2 separate regions of the Homo sapiens genome follow, and region 2 is linked to region 1. Evidence: read pairs that join two places in POLR2A ChIA-PET (ENCODE). Cell type or tissue: A673. All regions are shown on one strand. Each heading gives the region's core, and the rest is flanking DNA. Links, peaks and the distances in the headings are about the cores only.

Region 1 (8,183 bases), core at 542-4,541:
AGAAAAAGCACATACTAGAGACTACAGGGAATGGAGAATGAAGAATAGTTCAATATGGATGGAGCATAGGGTTCAAGATAGAAGGTGGGGGACAGACAAGGCTTGCGAAGAGGGCAGGGGTCTGATCATGAAAGGCCATGAAGCTTTGTACCTCCTGGGGAGAGTTCATCCACAAAAACATGACCCCCATCTGTCACTGTTAGCGAGGTCTCCATTTTTTGTACTAATGTTGTGGTGCTTAGGAAGCAATAATTCAGTGCTTGAAGTCTGATGGAATGCTGTGGTTTCTGGGGAGCCCAGAATCATGGTGCTGCTATTTTTAATGGACAGAAACTTACTGTATTTCAAGTGAATAAAATGAGCATAGAGGTTTTGTCTCCTACACATTTTCAACCTAAGGACTTTTATAGATGGATCGAAGCTGTCCTGAGCCAAAGTGTATCAGTTCTGCCTACCATCAGCAGAAGATATTAGCAGTGGTTTGTTTAATTTCTTTTTGGACTTTCAGAGAAACAGACTTGAAGATAGCCTTTGGGAAGCTAACTTGTAAGTACATAAGCTTTGTAATACAAAGTTAACTTTATCTTAATTTTCGTATACTGCTGACATTTTCTTGCATCAGATGGATTATGTTTGTGTCCCGGATCTTGAGGTTAGCCAGAGTTTGTAAAACTAATAAATAATTTTACAATCTGGAAGATTTTTCTTTTAACAAAACCAATGGCATGTGTCCATTATCCTATGGAGCTAGGACAACTTGAGTTTGGTTTGGAGAATCTAGAACACAGTTGCTCTGGGGCAGGGATGAAGGAGGATTACATTCTAATGACAGTCATTTGCAATGTCTCATCGTGTTCAAACATAGGACGATTACACAAGGTTTCATAATGGAAAATAAGCGGTCCAGATAATTCAGAATACACAAACCATTTGGTGACCTTGCCTGTGACTCCTCAGGGAGGGAGCTCATAGGAAAACTGATGATCTGAGATTGTGATTTGCCCAAAGTTGCAGAATAACATTATACTCTAATTCCCAACTGTTGCTCTATGGACTTGGTTTTTACAATTATCTAAGATTTTCAAAGACTCTAAGCTTTGCAAACTCTAATTACATGACAAAGTTCCTGGCCATTAGCTTTTAATTTTAGAGTATACTTTTTATTGTCGTTTGAGTTTTATGTACTTTTTATTGTCATTTGAATTCTGCATGATGATAGTCTTCCTTTCCTTCACTCCCTACCCTGATCTTCCTTTCTCCCCAACCCTATTGATACTGAGAAAATTAACATCTCATTTGGAAGTGGGATGTTTGAAGGGATAGATTATCTTTACAGTTTGTTTCATGTGTCCAAGAAAATTTTTAAGCTGCAGCTCGGGGTAGCATTTTTCTTTCCTCCAGCTCTGTATTTTTTTCTTATTTAATGTGATCAGTAGTTCAAAGCAGGATCTATTTATTTTTGGCTCACTTTCCACCTCACTGGTTGTGACTTTTAGATGTGTATGTGGATTTTGTTCTCACAGGAAGATCTAAGGAGACCCTGTTATAAGCATGGGTTAACCGCCATAAGGCACAGCTGGTGCAAATCAGCATGATGCAGCATAGCTTAGGGTTATTGGCAGCGCTTGTGTTTAGAATTATACAGTAAAGAAGAAAAGGGGCTCTGTACTATAGGATAGGAAAGAAGGAAAAATCTAGCGGGGGAGAAGGGAGGATATCAAACATAAACAGGAGAGGGAAGACATAAAAGAGTAGGGGTTTTCCTAGTGACCTCATAAACAAGTAGTATGGGGAAAACTGTATACTATGTAAAGTTTTACTAAATAAAATGATGTTTATATATAATCCTTTATGGTTTCAGGGATTTGGGACACCTTATTTTATATGATATGTTTCTGTCCTTTATGGGGGTAAACAGAGAAACTGTGGGGAGGCTTGATAGCCCATGGAGAACTGGGAGGGTTCTTTAAAGAAGTTGGGGAGAATGGAAAATCTAGGATGGGAAAAAGGGTCTGGATTCTATATTCCAAATTCTCTGTCCTCAGTCTGATTTGATGTATGTCATCTATGGTTCAGCTACATGTCTCAGGTTTTGGATCAAAATATACATGGTCAGCATAAGTCTCTCTGAGCAGATTGACATATTTTCCCAGATCATTACAAAAGAGGGCTCATCCTTTAGGGAATTGTCTGCATCTTTCCTGAGGCCTGGATTCAGTGCTCCTTTGAAGACAAATGGGCCGTGATAGGTGGAGCAGTTTCTGTAAGAGATGGTCCTGTGCCAACCCCCTGGCAGAATTGTACACCTGGCACTGGTACAACTGGTGCTCCGCTTAGACTTTTCTCTCAGTCTTTCATGGACACCTATTAGGTGGCTGGGAGGAAGAAAGAAGGGGAAACTTCCTCCTCCCCTGGAGGACAGACTGCTATCAGTAAGGAAGCTGTGTAGCTGTTCATTAGAAGTGGTGATTCTTATTTGGAGCATTGCAAAATTTCAAAATTTTCCCTTCCTTCCTTCCTTCCTTCCTTCCTTCCTTCCTTCCTTCCTTCCTTCCTTCCTTCCTTCCTTCCTTCCCTCCCTCCCACCTTCCTTCCTCTTCTTTCTTTCTTATAGTCTTGCTTTGTCGTCCAGGCTGGAATGCAATGTCACCCAGGCTGGATCTTGGCTCACTGCAACCTCTGCCTCCTGGGTTCAAGAAATTCTCCTGCCTCAGCCTCCTTAGTAGCTGGGATTTCAGGCATGTGCCACCTCGCCCAGCTAATTTTTGTATATTTAGTAAAGATGAAGTTTCACCATGTTGGCCAGGCTGGTCTTGAACTCCTGACCTCAAGTGATCTACCCACCTCAGCCTCCCAAAGTTGCTGGGATTACAGGCATGAGCCACCGTGCCTGGCCAAAATTTCTTTTTATTATCTTGAGATCAAGACGTGCTCAGGTTTCACGATGAGTGTGTAAGATGACTCTCGATGCTAATTCTAGGACAGTGTGTGAGGTAGCCCCCACAGTTAATTCTGGGTCAAGGTGAGTGTGTGAGATAGCCCCAAAGTTTGCTCTAGGTCTGGGTTTGTGGATTGTGTTGGAAACTTTAAAAAACAAGGACTTGTGTAGAAGTTTGAGGAAAGATAGTTTGTAAATTTGTATCTTTTTTTTTTTGAATGATAGGAAAGCATCAGTGTTGAGTTCTGCAAGCCAATTGAAAACAGAAGGTATTTTATGCATAGTGTGTGGGTGAAGAATGTATTTGTGAAGGAGGAAATGGGTCAATTGAAATAACTATCAATTCATAAAAGAGAAAATCAGTATCTAATTAGCATGAAGAATGCTCAGATCAAATAGTGTCTAAAATGTTGATTCAGTTTAGTTTTATATAAAATACTTAGTGAGATATAAAGGATATAGAATTTGATAAAACTCACCTTGATTCCAGTTTCCTCCCTGGGAGAATACCTGTGAATGGGTGCAACATTCTTAATGTGCTGGGTGACTTGATTTTTTGCAAATAATTATTTTGGTGGAAATGTGGGTTCATAATGTTTCTAATATGCTTTGCGTCATTTTTCAGGAGCATGATAAATTTGAACTGTTACATCTATTTTACTTTGGAGCAGTCCTCCTTGTCGTCAAGGGCATCCATTTTTGAAACAGCTGTTTGGATTGAGGGATACAGGATGTGGCCATAAAGTAGATCAAAGTTAATTGGCCCTCAGGGTAAACAAGCTCATGACCTTGGCCTCATTAGCCCTGTGCTGTAACTAGCTGAAGTAACCTGCCCTGGGCAGGAAGTTTGCTTCCCTGAAGAAGCTTCAGCATTTAGAAATTATCCAATAAGTCTTCTCATTTTGCCAACCTGCCCTCTTCTGCCCCAGCACTGAATGCTTGGATGGTGAGTGAGAAGAGGGGGAGATTCAGTGCTTTATGGGATTACCATCAGGTAGGAAAAAAAATGTTAAAGTCATGCTTATTTTATAGGATTTGTATACAGGCTTGAGGATAGGTTTTGGCCAATAGAAAGCCTCTACATGTGTCACAACAAAAGGTGTATGATAGGTGATACTTTCAGCGCGGTGGACTCTTTTGAGTCTCAGTTTTGCCTTACCTCTTCATACTGTCTGGATAAATAATGAAATATGCCACAATAGCCCTGACCATGAAATGGATTAATGAAGCTGCAGTTCAAGACTGTACACAAGAGTAAAAGACATTTTTCCTTTCCCAGGCCCAAGAAAACAAAGGAGTCATGCTGTTCCGTGGCAATGGAGCCACCAGCAGCTCCTGAAGGCCAGTTCTCTGCAGCTGGTTTATATTCCTCACACTTCAGGGCCTATTGCTAAGTAGGTTTGTCAACATTTCCTCCAAGCACCTCTTTTCTAGCCTTTCCATTGGCCAGAGGGATGGGGCAGGGATAAGAGTGATCCTTCCGACTTTATGGATAGCTAGGACATTTTGGTTCTTCATACTCTCAGGCATGGACTAGTTCCTCTTATCAAAATCTCTTTTCTGAAGTAAAATAAGTAGAAAAAAATCAAATTCAATTGAAAACCCAGATGAAGCAATTATTACTCTTCTTTTTTCCACTTCCTTCTCCTTCCTAACACACACAGTAAACATTTTTTTGGAGAGATCAATTTCTTCTATGTAGACTGGAATACTTCCCCCTTACCTTAGCTGGCTGAAAGTATTATGGATTGCTCTGCTAAGAACTCTCTTTTTCTTCCCTCTTTGGCCACATACCCAGTTGCTATTGAAAACACTAACTTAGAAACCCATTAAAATAGTTATGGAATATTTATTAAGTTTTTTAATACTGTGGAGTATAAGAAACCTAAACTAGGCCCCGGTTTTTCTCCCAAATGCCACTCCACTCTGTTAAGCTATTTCTCCACCCCATCTGATCCATTTACTGAAAGTTAACCACTGTTAACCATTTCTCGAGATTCTTTACAGAAGAAAAAAATCATGCATGTACCTGAATGTATATATGTACCCATCTCTACATATATGTGTGTGTTTTAACATATAAGGTATCATAGTGTACATGTCATTCTATACCTGGCATTTTTCCTTTAATGATGTGTCTTAGAAATCTTTTCATGTTGGCACACACAGATCCATCTCATTCTAACTACACAGTAATCCATTACATGGATGTGCCATTTTCATTTAACAGTCTCTATACTGATGGACATATTGATGTATTTTTAAAACCACAACAAACTGTGCTCTAAAAAGGTTATGCCCATTTGCACTCTCAAGAGTATAAAAATCCATTTTGAATAGATAGAAAAATAATATTTTCCCAGACTCATGTAGCTGGTTTCTGATTTTATTCCTAAAGTGTTTTCTGTGTTCTAGTTTATGAACACCTGATACATAAATAAGTGATGTTCCTATCTAGCTCTTAAGCTAATCAATAGAATAAATCTTCTTTCACACCTTACAAGTTAATGTTCACCCTGTGCTTGGCCAGAAAAGGATGTGGGTTCTATGAGGATTGTCCACCGATGGCACTCTGTCCCCAGATACCTGCCACAAAGATACCAGGGCTCCAATTCCAGAAAACATAGCCCAGGAAACAGGACTTTACTATTCCATCTCCACCCAGACACGTGGTATTTTGAGAGGTTATTGCCAACTCTGCTGCCTTTACACAGACCCATCAAATTTGTGAGGCAAGATAGAATCTTTTTTGCTACTTCTAAAGGAAACTCAGTGCGTTCATCAGGGAAATGGAGCTCATTACATGGACAGGGAAGCTGGGAGGAATAACCACTTAAAAGCACTTTGAAGCGTGTTCAATCACAGTTAAATGCTTCTTCATAAAACTTGATTTTTGAGGTCTGTTTGGCATCATAGAACTTGCAACTATTGTGTCTTCATAACTCATGGCCTGGGATTTGGCACTACATATTTTTATGGCTGAACAGGAATAGTATAATACACATGAGAGCTACTCAGATATCTAATATTACAGAATAATGCAGAAGACAGAATAGATATTGTGGTGGGTGGATTATAATTATTTTATTTTTGTTGGTAATGTGCTCTAGGTACCATGCAGGGATTTGGTGAGATTGCTGTCATATTTTCTAAAGTATCTGGAATTCCTAAGAGGAAAGCTGGAAAATGAGTGCAAAGTAATGATGCACAGTCTCCTTAACTCTCCTAGTGCCATGGGGGTGTAGACAATGGCAAAATGAGAGGGTAGTCAGACGTCCATGTGTAGATCTCACTGCTTTACAGGGAACAAGAGGCTGAGTATTGTACTGGATGCAAGAATCAACTTTGCCCACCTTAATCATAAACAGAAATATCTAGTTCTCCGGCCTGAACCTTTTCCACTGGTACTGAATTTCTAAAGATAACTGAATTTCTAAAAGATAACCGGGGGAGGGTAGAGCTGCATTCCCAGGATCCTTGAGTTTCCTATCAATGAGGAAAGCTGCTGCTTATTTGTGGACCCAGTGGGTGCCAAAAGGAAGAACTGAAGGGATTTCTACTGGGTTACTGAATTTATTCCAGCTCCGTTTTGGGGAACTCTCAAACCTTGGGGTGAGGAGTGGGGGTTCCCAGATGAATTCAACAAGAGAGAGAGGGAGGGGGAGATGGGAAGAGATAAGTTCAAATAGACAGGCAAAGGGAAGAAAATAAGGAACACACACACATACATATATATAATGATACTTAGATTGGCACAAAAGTAACTGTGGTTTTGCATTGAAAGTATAGCAAAAACCACAATTACTTTTGCACCAATCCAATATTATTACCTAAGGACTCACAGAGATTTCCTTAAGTCCATAGGGACAGGAGCCCTTGCCCTCCATGCTTCAGGAATGATTTGATTAAGGATACTAAACAGGCATGTGACAATGTGAGCTTGCTCAATAATAATCCTTGATGGACTATTACTCATTTTGTGAAATTGAGCCAAGTCTCTCTTTCCTGCTCCCCCTTTCTCCTTATTTCCCTTTCCCCCAGCTACTTTGCTTTGCTAAGTAATCAGACATGGATCTTATTCCCAAGATATTTATATTCTTAGGGAAATAAGACATTTAAAATAAGGAAGAATGCAATAAAATCTATAATGGAAACCCAGCTAATGAGCCACAGGAGTTCAGAGGAGGGAGATGTAACCAGTTGGAGTGGGGAGGAGATTATGGATTGTCATATTTTTGAATTTAATATTTATTGTGAATGCCTAAGTTAAATAGGAATGGAATGGGAAAAAGACTTTTCCAGGGTGTGGAGTTGTCAGGAATAAATCAGGGAGGTCTGCAGTCTTGGGGCATGAATAGCATACAATGATGAGATTATTCTGAGTGGAGTGAAGGGTACACAAGCATATTAAGGAAGAAGTTTCAATGGTGTGGTGGGGCTCTAATCTGCAGGGCCTTGAATGTTCATTGTCATAGCTACAGATAATTGTTAGAAATAGCCTGGTTTGCTGCAAAAGACAGGGCAAACTGGGAGGGACCAGATCTGCCCTCGAGGATTGATCAGGAACTGTGAGGAAGTCTAGGCTGGCAGACAAGGCATTAGAAGAGATGTGCAGAAGAATATGGCGATAGATGACAAGCGGTCACCCAGACAAGTTGGTACTGAGAGGTAGGAGACAAGTCTCAAGGAGGGAAGGTGCCTGATACTGGGAAATACAGGAACAGGTGGCACTTAGAAGTGTAATCAAGACTGAGGGAATAAGAAAGTCTGTCAGCAGTTAGCAGGCTCCAGCCGCTATGCTCAGGTTCATGGGCAGACTTCCAAGCTCTGGGAGGAAACAGCAGAATGGAAAGCAAGAAGCTGGGCCCCAGCCCCAGAGGGACCAGGCAGATTTCCAAGCCAGGAGTCAGACCTGGAACATGGGCCTGACTAGCAGTAAGAATGGTTCAATACTCCATTCCAGAGTGCTGAGCCAAAGTCTTTTAATGCCTTCTGCTTAAGGTTATGACTGACCTTCGACGCTGGGTTTACAGGTGGGAGCAGAGCGGTCCAGCTGTTTGGAGGGGAGGATGCAGATACTGGAGAAACAGTCAGGGTTCACTGCTGGCTAAAGAGTCTAGGCCTTATTTAGTGGGCAAAAGGAGAACAATGGAAAAATTAAAACAGAGGAATATCTTAATTGGAGCTGTATTTCAGGAAGATCAATTTGATCCTAGTGTGTAAAAGGAACCAGAGTTAAGTGAGT
Region 2 (8,132 bases), core at 2,487-6,486, 130 kb before region 1:
TTATTTAGAGAAGCATTAAGGCATAATGATTAAGAACATGGATTCTGGAGCTTGACTTCTTGGGTTTAACGCTCAGCTCAGCCTTTTTTTACTACTTGGGCAGTTACTTAAATTATCTGTGCCACAATTTCCTTATATGTAAAGTAGTTATTATAATAATATCTACCTCATAGGATTATTGGGAGGATTAAATGAATTAATACATGTAAGTGCTTAGAAAAATACTTGACATATAGCTCTCACTCAATGTTAGTAATAATGATAATATTATTTTTTAGAAACAGGGTCTTGCTATGTTGCCCAGGCTGGAGTGTAGTGGTGTGATCATGGCTCGCTGCAGCCTCTACTTCCTGGGCTGAAGCAGTCCTCCTGCCTCAGCCTACCAAAGTACTGAGATTACAGGCAGTAGCCACCACGCCTGGCCGAATAATATTATTTTAAATTAGCATAGGTTATGATGTGGCTTTCCTTTTAAAATTTATTTTATTTTATTTTTTTAATTTTTAAATTTATTTATGTGGCTTTCCTTAAAAACCAATACGAAGAGTAAGATTCCATTCTGTGAGTTAAACTTTTTGGATTGCTTATACTATGAATAAAAAAGATGTAACGGCAGTTTAAAGAAATAGGATTTGCTGTCCGATCAGCAGGATTAGATTATAGCTTGATGAATTCTAATCTATTTAGTATTATATAAATTGGATTGTAGCTTGATGAAACATAGAAAACGGATTTCTAGTCACATAGAAAATCGATGCTATGACAGGAGCTGGTCATAGAGGTTTGTGTTGTCTCTTGTTGCCTAGACCCTCCCAAACATTGTCCAGGAATGAGATGCCTTTGTGCATACCCCATCCACCACTTCATTCTAAGCAGATGTCAGTCACCACTACTAAAGCAGAATCTGATAGCACTAAACATTTGAGTCACATAATGGACTCCTCTAATCCATAAGGCAACCTTATGATAATTTGGCTTGCTATGTAGCTTATCTACATGGAGAGGCTATGTAACCTGGATGACTTGAATATATGCTTGCATATCCAGTTATAAGTCTTACTAGAAATCAGTACATTAGTTTTTTGTCTTTACATGTCAATCTCAAGAGGTTTGTTAATCCAAACCTGCTTCTGATGAGTAAATCCATTCTCCCTGTACTTACTAAGTAGGTAGTTGAGCATATAAAGCTAAGACCCCCAAACCCTGGACCTTGGTAGATTCACCAAGATAATGTGTCCGTCTCTTCAGTCTCATTGTTTTCTTGGGATATATCCCAGTGCCTTTTCCAGATCATCATATTACTAGCTACCTTAATTTACTTCTATTTTCTTTATTTCCATTAGTTCTATATGTGTGGTGGCAGAGATATTCTTCCATATCACCATTGCCAGTTGGCTGAAGAGGGGTGGAGCAACCCAATTTCTCTCTCTCAATCCCCGGCCAGCCTGATATGACCAAGAATCACTGCGTAGTGAGCAAGGAAAGCTAATCACTGCACTGCAGGATCTCACTTTGTGGAACTATTGCTTTGCTATATGCCTTCTTATAGCAGACGGAGCTGAAAGGAACCTTAAAGATGAACTAGCCCACATTTCTTGTTTTACAGATGAGGAAACAGATTACTTGCCTTGGACAGTATATCTTTATGCTCTTCTAACAGTCTTTTGTCTAAGGTTGGCCTGGACTTACGACCTGTGAGTAATCTTCTTTGTAGCCCTAGTCTTATCGAACCAGTACAAAAGTTTAACTGCCAAAGGCACTTTCTTTCCTATAGTTCTGACAACTTCTCCTTTTGTTATATACCACTGATATCCAGGTTCAGTTCATCATCTATTTCAGACCATGTTTCTAATTGGATTCTCTGTAGCCTGGTTCATGTTGTAGTCTGCCATTTTCTGGCAACAAATTGGATCTATTTTAATAATGATCAGAGATGCTGGATTTGTCATGTTGGGATCTTTTTAACTCAGTATCCCAAATTGTGGACATAGGATTTCATGAAATAAAAATAAACCTCAACAGTACTTCTTTAAATAATACTCACTATATACCCAGAATAAAACTATATTCCAGTAATTCCATTAAAATTTGTATGCTAACAATAAAACTTTGTTTTAAAATTTTTATTCATGTTTATTTTAACCACAATACTAATTGCTATTCCTAAAATATGTTTTTCTTTCTCCTCCTCCCTTATGGAGTATTAAATGTTTTAATGTCATGGCAAACTCTTTTATTAGCTTAGGATTACTTTATATATATATATAAAGAAAAAAATTAATAGCAAGTTACGAGAAAATGTACATTTTTCTTGTAATGTATCTTTACATATTTCAAAGAGGCAAGTGGCAGCAAATGTGAAATAAGCATAAGCAAAGTGCTTTCATTTAAGTGCTTAGAGGATTAATCAAGGAGCACTTCCTAGAAGTGTGTTTTGAAGATTTTAAGAGAAGGTACAAATATTCACTGGTGACGAGGATGGAGTCAGAAAGAGGGAAGTAAAACACACATTATGCATTGGGAGCTGCATTAGAAAGGGGAATGGATGCTAACAAAAAGAAAAAACATCTCTTGCAGGATGGTGAAGCAGGCTTTCAGCTGGGATGGAGAAGGGATGCTGAGTTACAATCATTGGTGAAGTTATTGAGATGTCATTTCAGCCTTGCTACTCACATTTTGCTGGGTAATGTGCTAGATCCTAAGGGAAAAGCTAAAGAGAAGGGAGAGACAGTGCTTGACCTGTAGGTACTTATGATCTTGCTGATGAGACAAGGCAACAGGAAGTTAAAGGAGGATCCTTGAAAGCCAGTAAGAGGAACTTGGATTTTATACAGTATGTGATGACAGGAGCCATTGGAGGTTCTCATGTATCATCTTACCTCTATCATCTGCTCAGAAGGGAGAGGTCTGAGCTGGGGAAGATCAAACTGAGCAGGTGGCTAGGTTTTAATCTTTATAGCTATATGTAATCAGCAGAAGAGCTTTTTCCCACACAAAACTATTTTGAATCACTTTAGAAAAAAATGAGCTGCCTAAAATCTTCTGTCCATGATTAACAATTAATAGAAAATCACTGGTTTGCTCCTGCAAACAGCACTTAATGTCAGTAGCTTCAGGCTGTTTTTCAATTTTACAGTAAATTTTTTACCGAAACAAATTTAGGTAGCTATTTTGTCCATGGGCTTTTGTAGTGGAAAGATGATGTGAGTAAAATAGAATAATGAGATTCCTTTTCTGCATCAAAATATTAGCAAGCTGCTAATGGTTCCATTTTGATACTGCCACTTTCAAAATAAAGGAGAGAGATCAAGTTGCTTATGGAAACATTTTGGATTATGTTTAAAATAGTGTAACTTTATAATAGTTGATATGGTAAATAATTCAAGGTTTGCTTTTAGTGCATCAGTTTATCTCCATCTTGGCTCAGCCCTGAGAGAGAAAGTTTCCAGATTTTTATTGCCTATCTAATAAGTCCCTTGGTAATTGGTTTCATGCTGTAGGAATGTAGATTTTATTTCTTCCCTTTCTTCTTCTTCTTTTCATCTGCCTCCTTGCTACTTGCAAACTGTTCTGTGATTTCCACTATCTCCACTGACCTTCCAGTGGGAAGCCTTCCAAGGTCCTTGGTTTCCTGGAATGACATTTGAGGCATATTTAAGTGCCTTACGATATTCCTGGGTTTATTTGGGTTTTGGCCCATATGCATTGGTGGTAAGTCCCTGAGAGGCACTAGCACAAAAACAACAGGAGCCCTGAGGTCTGGAGGTAGGTTGGGTTGGAGTTGTCCACTCGGCATTTGAAAAAACTGTCCAGGAAAGGCATTGTTTAAGGGGTAGCTCTCTAAAGCCTCCTGAGCTTTTGTGTTTGGATTCCTTTTTGTCTGGAGAAGAACATCAGTGAAGTAAGGTTTTACGCCTGTTATGGCATTGATTTCATATGCGTTGTGCCTGTCAGCCAGTGCTCTCCCAGTTAAAATGGGCTGAAAAACATGTGATCCTGAGACACCACTTATAAAGCTGTGGAGAACAGAATGCCAGATCCCACCACTTATTGGACTCAAAACAACCCGCGGCCATAAGCTGGCCAGGCTCCGGAGAGCTTCGCGGTTCCATGCTGAGGCAGGAAAGTCCATCTCAGTATGATAGAGCTGAGAAAAATAAATACTAAGAGTGATGCCTGGATACGTAATCAGGAAATTATACATTTTGCTGATGCAGCAGTGGTTAGCTTCATTACAAGGGGAGTTGTTGGAATACAGAATGATATGCCTGATGCTGTCATTATTGTATATGGCTGAGTCAAGATAACCATTCATTTCAAAGAGCATTGATTCTGGATGGATATAATTCCCAGTGCAACTGCTAGCATGGCCCTTTTGCACCAGGCTACCAGAAGAAGTTTTTAGTTCATAAAATGTGAGGTGTTTTGTTTGAGGAAATGTTGTCCCATAAGGGAATCCAAAAATCTGACAAAATTCTGTGAGGGAAACTCTTGCTTCTTCACCTGTTCGAATATGGTAAGGACAATTAGAGCAATCGAGAGAGAAGCTTAGCCAGTAATATGGTTTTACTATTGTTCCATGATTTGCTAGGTACTCCTCATATATGGGCTCCATTGCTAGATTTACTGTCTTCTAGCTGCAAACCTAAACAAGGAAGAGAAATTACATATAAAACCAGCGCAGGAAAAACTGAAGACAGTGCATTAATTTATTAAACCATACTTTCTTTAAAGGAAGTAGCACAATAAAGATAGTGATATATGCATAGATTTAAAAGCTCAGGATTCATTATTCTTTATTGAGACTCCTAGAGCATGGGGAGGAAACAGAAGAGAAAGGCGTTCTTCAACTTTACCTGTTTCATAGATTCCAAGTCAGTAAAGCAAATGAGTTAACAATGCAAGTTCTAGAAACAGACTGTCTGGTTTTAAATTTGGGCTTGGCCAATTATCAGCTTGGTGGCCTTTGACAAGTTATTTAACATTTGGGAGCCACAGATTCCTTGTCTGTAAAATGAAGATATTAATAGTACTTACCTGATAAGATTGTCTTGAGCATTGAATAACAGAATGAATATAAAATGCTTCACTAATGTGCTTGTCACATAGTAAGGACTCAGTAAATATTAACTCTTAGTAGTAAAAGTACAAATCCTAGGGTTATCTAGATTATTCCTAATTATAAAAGTACAAAAAAGTGTTTTGCATTTTGTTCATGATCTTTCTTCTCAGAATATGTTAACATCTAATGTATTGTGCAGAACTATTCAGTGTGCTTGCATTTAACATCAACTTTCTTAAAATCACTGGAAATAATTTGGAGGTTTTTGGGTTTTTTTTGAGACTAGGATCATGGGATCTCTTTTGCTTAATGATAGAGACTTCTTAGGAAAGTGCCACTTGAGTATTCTTTGGATTGTGGACACTCATTCATTGACATGTAAGAGTTTTCTTTCCCGTGAGTGGGTCTTGTTAGAAGACTTTTGAAAAATTACTGTTACAGAAAGCAAATATGGTTCTTTAGAATATTTCAAATTAGTAGTTTCTGGGATGTTAAACTCAAAAAGCTGAGATCTTTAAGTAATGATTTTTTCCTTTAAAAAATATTCCTTCAGTTATCGTTGTTCCTATAATGCTCTAGGAGCTACCTATTTTGTTTGTTTTTGAGACAGTCTTGCTCTGTTGCTCAGATTGCAGTGCAGTGAGATGATCATGGCTCACTGTGGCCCCAACCTTCCGGGCTCAAGTGATCCTCCTGCCTCAGCCTCCCAAATAGCTGAGACCACAGGTATGTACCACCATGCCCAGATAATTTTTTTATTTTTTAGGAGGGATACAGTCTCCCTATGTTGCCCACACTGATCTCGAACTCCTGGGCTCAAGTGATCCTCCTACCTTGGCCTCCCAAAGTGCTGGGATTACAGGTGTGAACCACCATGTCCAGCCTTCCGTCACTATTAACATGTCTATTCCCTCCAGTCTTTTTGCTATATGTGTATGTTACATATAATATAAACAAAGTCATGTTTTATACCCTGCTTTTTCACTTAATATTGTGCCATGAGCATTTTCCCATGTTATTAAAAATAATATTCGGCCAGGCGTGGTGGCTCACGCCTATAATCCCAGCACTTTGGGAGGCCAGGGTGGGCGGATCATGAGGTCAGGAGATGGAGACAATCCTGGCTAACATGGTGAAACCCCGTCTCTACTAAAAATGTAAAAAATTAGCCAGGTGTGGTGGCATGCGCCTGTAGTCCCAGTTACTCGGGAGGCTGAGGCAGGAGAATAGCGTGAACCCAGGAGGCAGAGCTTGCAGTGAGCCAACATCCCACCACTGCACTCCAGCCTGGGTGACAGAGCGAGACTCTGTCTCAAAACGAAAAACAAAAAACACAATATTCATGGCTAATTAGTTTTTTATTATGTAACTGTAACATTCAGTTTCTTGCCTCTTTTAATTATTATAACACTTTGATAAATATTTCTGTGAGAAATTATCTATTGCATATATTATATAATATTTATTATAAAGAATCAGATTTTTTTTTTTTTTTAGAATAGATTACTAGAAATCATAGTATTAGGTCAAACATTGTCAAATCGCTTCCTAGGAAGGTGTACCAATCTTATCACATTCTCTTACAATGTTGTTTATCCCAATTTGAGAAGGGAGCATTGGTATTTTTTTGTTGCTATAATGTGTGCCTTTATTATTTCTAGTGAAGTTGAACACTTTTTGACATGCTTATTGGTCTGTGGTATTTATTCTTCTGTGAAATATATTTGATTTTTTACCTATTTTTTGCGTGAAGTTTTCCTTATTGGTTTGCAAGACATTTTTATGCATCAAGAATATTAAATCTGCCACATTTGCTGCTAATATTTTACCTGGTTTATACAGCCTTTTAATTATGCCAATGTTATTTTAATTGCACCAAATTTTACATTTTTATGTGGTCCAGTCTCTACTCCTGTGATTTTTTTTCTTATTGTATTTAGAAATGCCTTCCTCATCAAAGCATAATTAAGTATTCCCCATATTTTCTTCTAGTATTTATGGTTTCATTTTTTACATTTAACTTTGTCAGATAACAAAACTGATAAGGCAGAAAATTTAAATGAGGTAAACTGACCATTGCAACAGAATATATTTTTCACTTTTCAAAATCTCACTTATCATATCACAAGTATGAATACTTGTGCTAATAAATAAATTATGGCCTCTCATATGGAAGTGCTATGTTCACCTTCTGTCTTCCTCAGCCCACATCAGCTCATTCATTGCTGTATTTGATACAGCTTGATCTCTAGCCTGAAACCTGCAGAGTTCCTATGCTAATCCTATCCTGGGCAGAAAATATGTTAAAAGCCTCAATCCAGCTGTAGGTGGAATGTAGCTTTATTCATGTCACCATTATCTTAGTGGCTAATATCCTGCAGTAACTCTGGCACCACATACCCACCAGATTCTAGATTTCTCCTAGCCTCTGCTGTGTCATCTTAATCCATAGGATTGGACATTAGCTTTGTTTTTTCCTTAGTACTATATTTTCCTGATGTAACTGAATTCCTGCCTTGAGGCTTCCTAGACCTTGTCATAGCTTTCCTTCTAGAGAGCTGGATTTAACCCTTGGCAGTGGACGATCTCTTGGAACCTGACGCCATTTCCTGCTTACTCCCGAGCATTGTTTCCTCTCTGGACCTCCTCCTTGCTTAGCCTTCATCAGGCTGGATGGATCTCTCCATCAGAACTTGCCAAAACCAAGCCCAAACTTTCATGCTTTTTAATATTGTGCCCTTGATGTGGTCGACTTATGGGTGGTACACCGGACATCCAGGTTACTGCTCAGATTACAATTTCAACTCACCCATAGACAATTTACAGATTGATTTGGCTAAATGTTATGGAAACAGAACCAAAAGGCACTTTTCTGTCTTTATTACTATTTCTTAAGGTGATGTGTATGTGGAGTTAACTATATATAATGGTCCCATAATTACCCTTTTGGGAAACAAAAGTCTTTGTGTGTTTTTAGATAAAGGTAGCAAAATGGAAACTCCCTATTGCTTTTCTAAGCACGCCTTCCTTTGCACCCCCATCTTCTGTGGCTGTTTTAGCCAGAAATGAT

What was found. Peaks named below come from ENCODE experiments on the same cell type or tissue, not always from the same donor. Only the 100,000 strongest peaks of a DNase experiment are listed, where the experiment ranks them.
Region 2: POLR2A ChIA-PET joins it to region 1 with 9 read pairs; 1 of 35 experiments calls an interaction of 5 or more read pairs at or near these places.

Annotation. Positions count from the first base shown.
Region 1 is chr1:183,776,654-183,784,836 of GRCh38, forward strand. It overlaps a transcript of RGL1 not described here. Among named protein-coding and RNA genes, the nearest start is that of RGL1, 24 kb to the right of the region's middle. In A673, for the core only: no CTCF peak of the experiment used is centred there; DNase peaks (open chromatin) are centred at 1,578, 2,358, 2,958, 4,258 and 1 weaker place; H3K27ac peaks cover 4,000 bases.
Region 2 is chr1:183,644,167-183,652,298 of GRCh38, forward strand. It overlaps APOBEC4 (apolipoprotein B mRNA editing enzyme catalytic polypeptide like 4), which reads right to left. Exons shown (of 2, transcript NM_203454.3): 2 at 2,109-4,645. The coding sequence starts at 4,615. The coding sequence ends at 3,512. It also overlaps a transcript of RGL1 not described here. Among named protein-coding and RNA genes, the nearest start is that of APOBEC4, 5.1 kb to the right of the region's middle. RefSeq lists a silencer at 1,588-1,882. In A673, for the core only: no CTCF peak of the experiment used is centred there; no DNase peak of the experiment used is centred there; H3K27ac peaks cover 785 bases.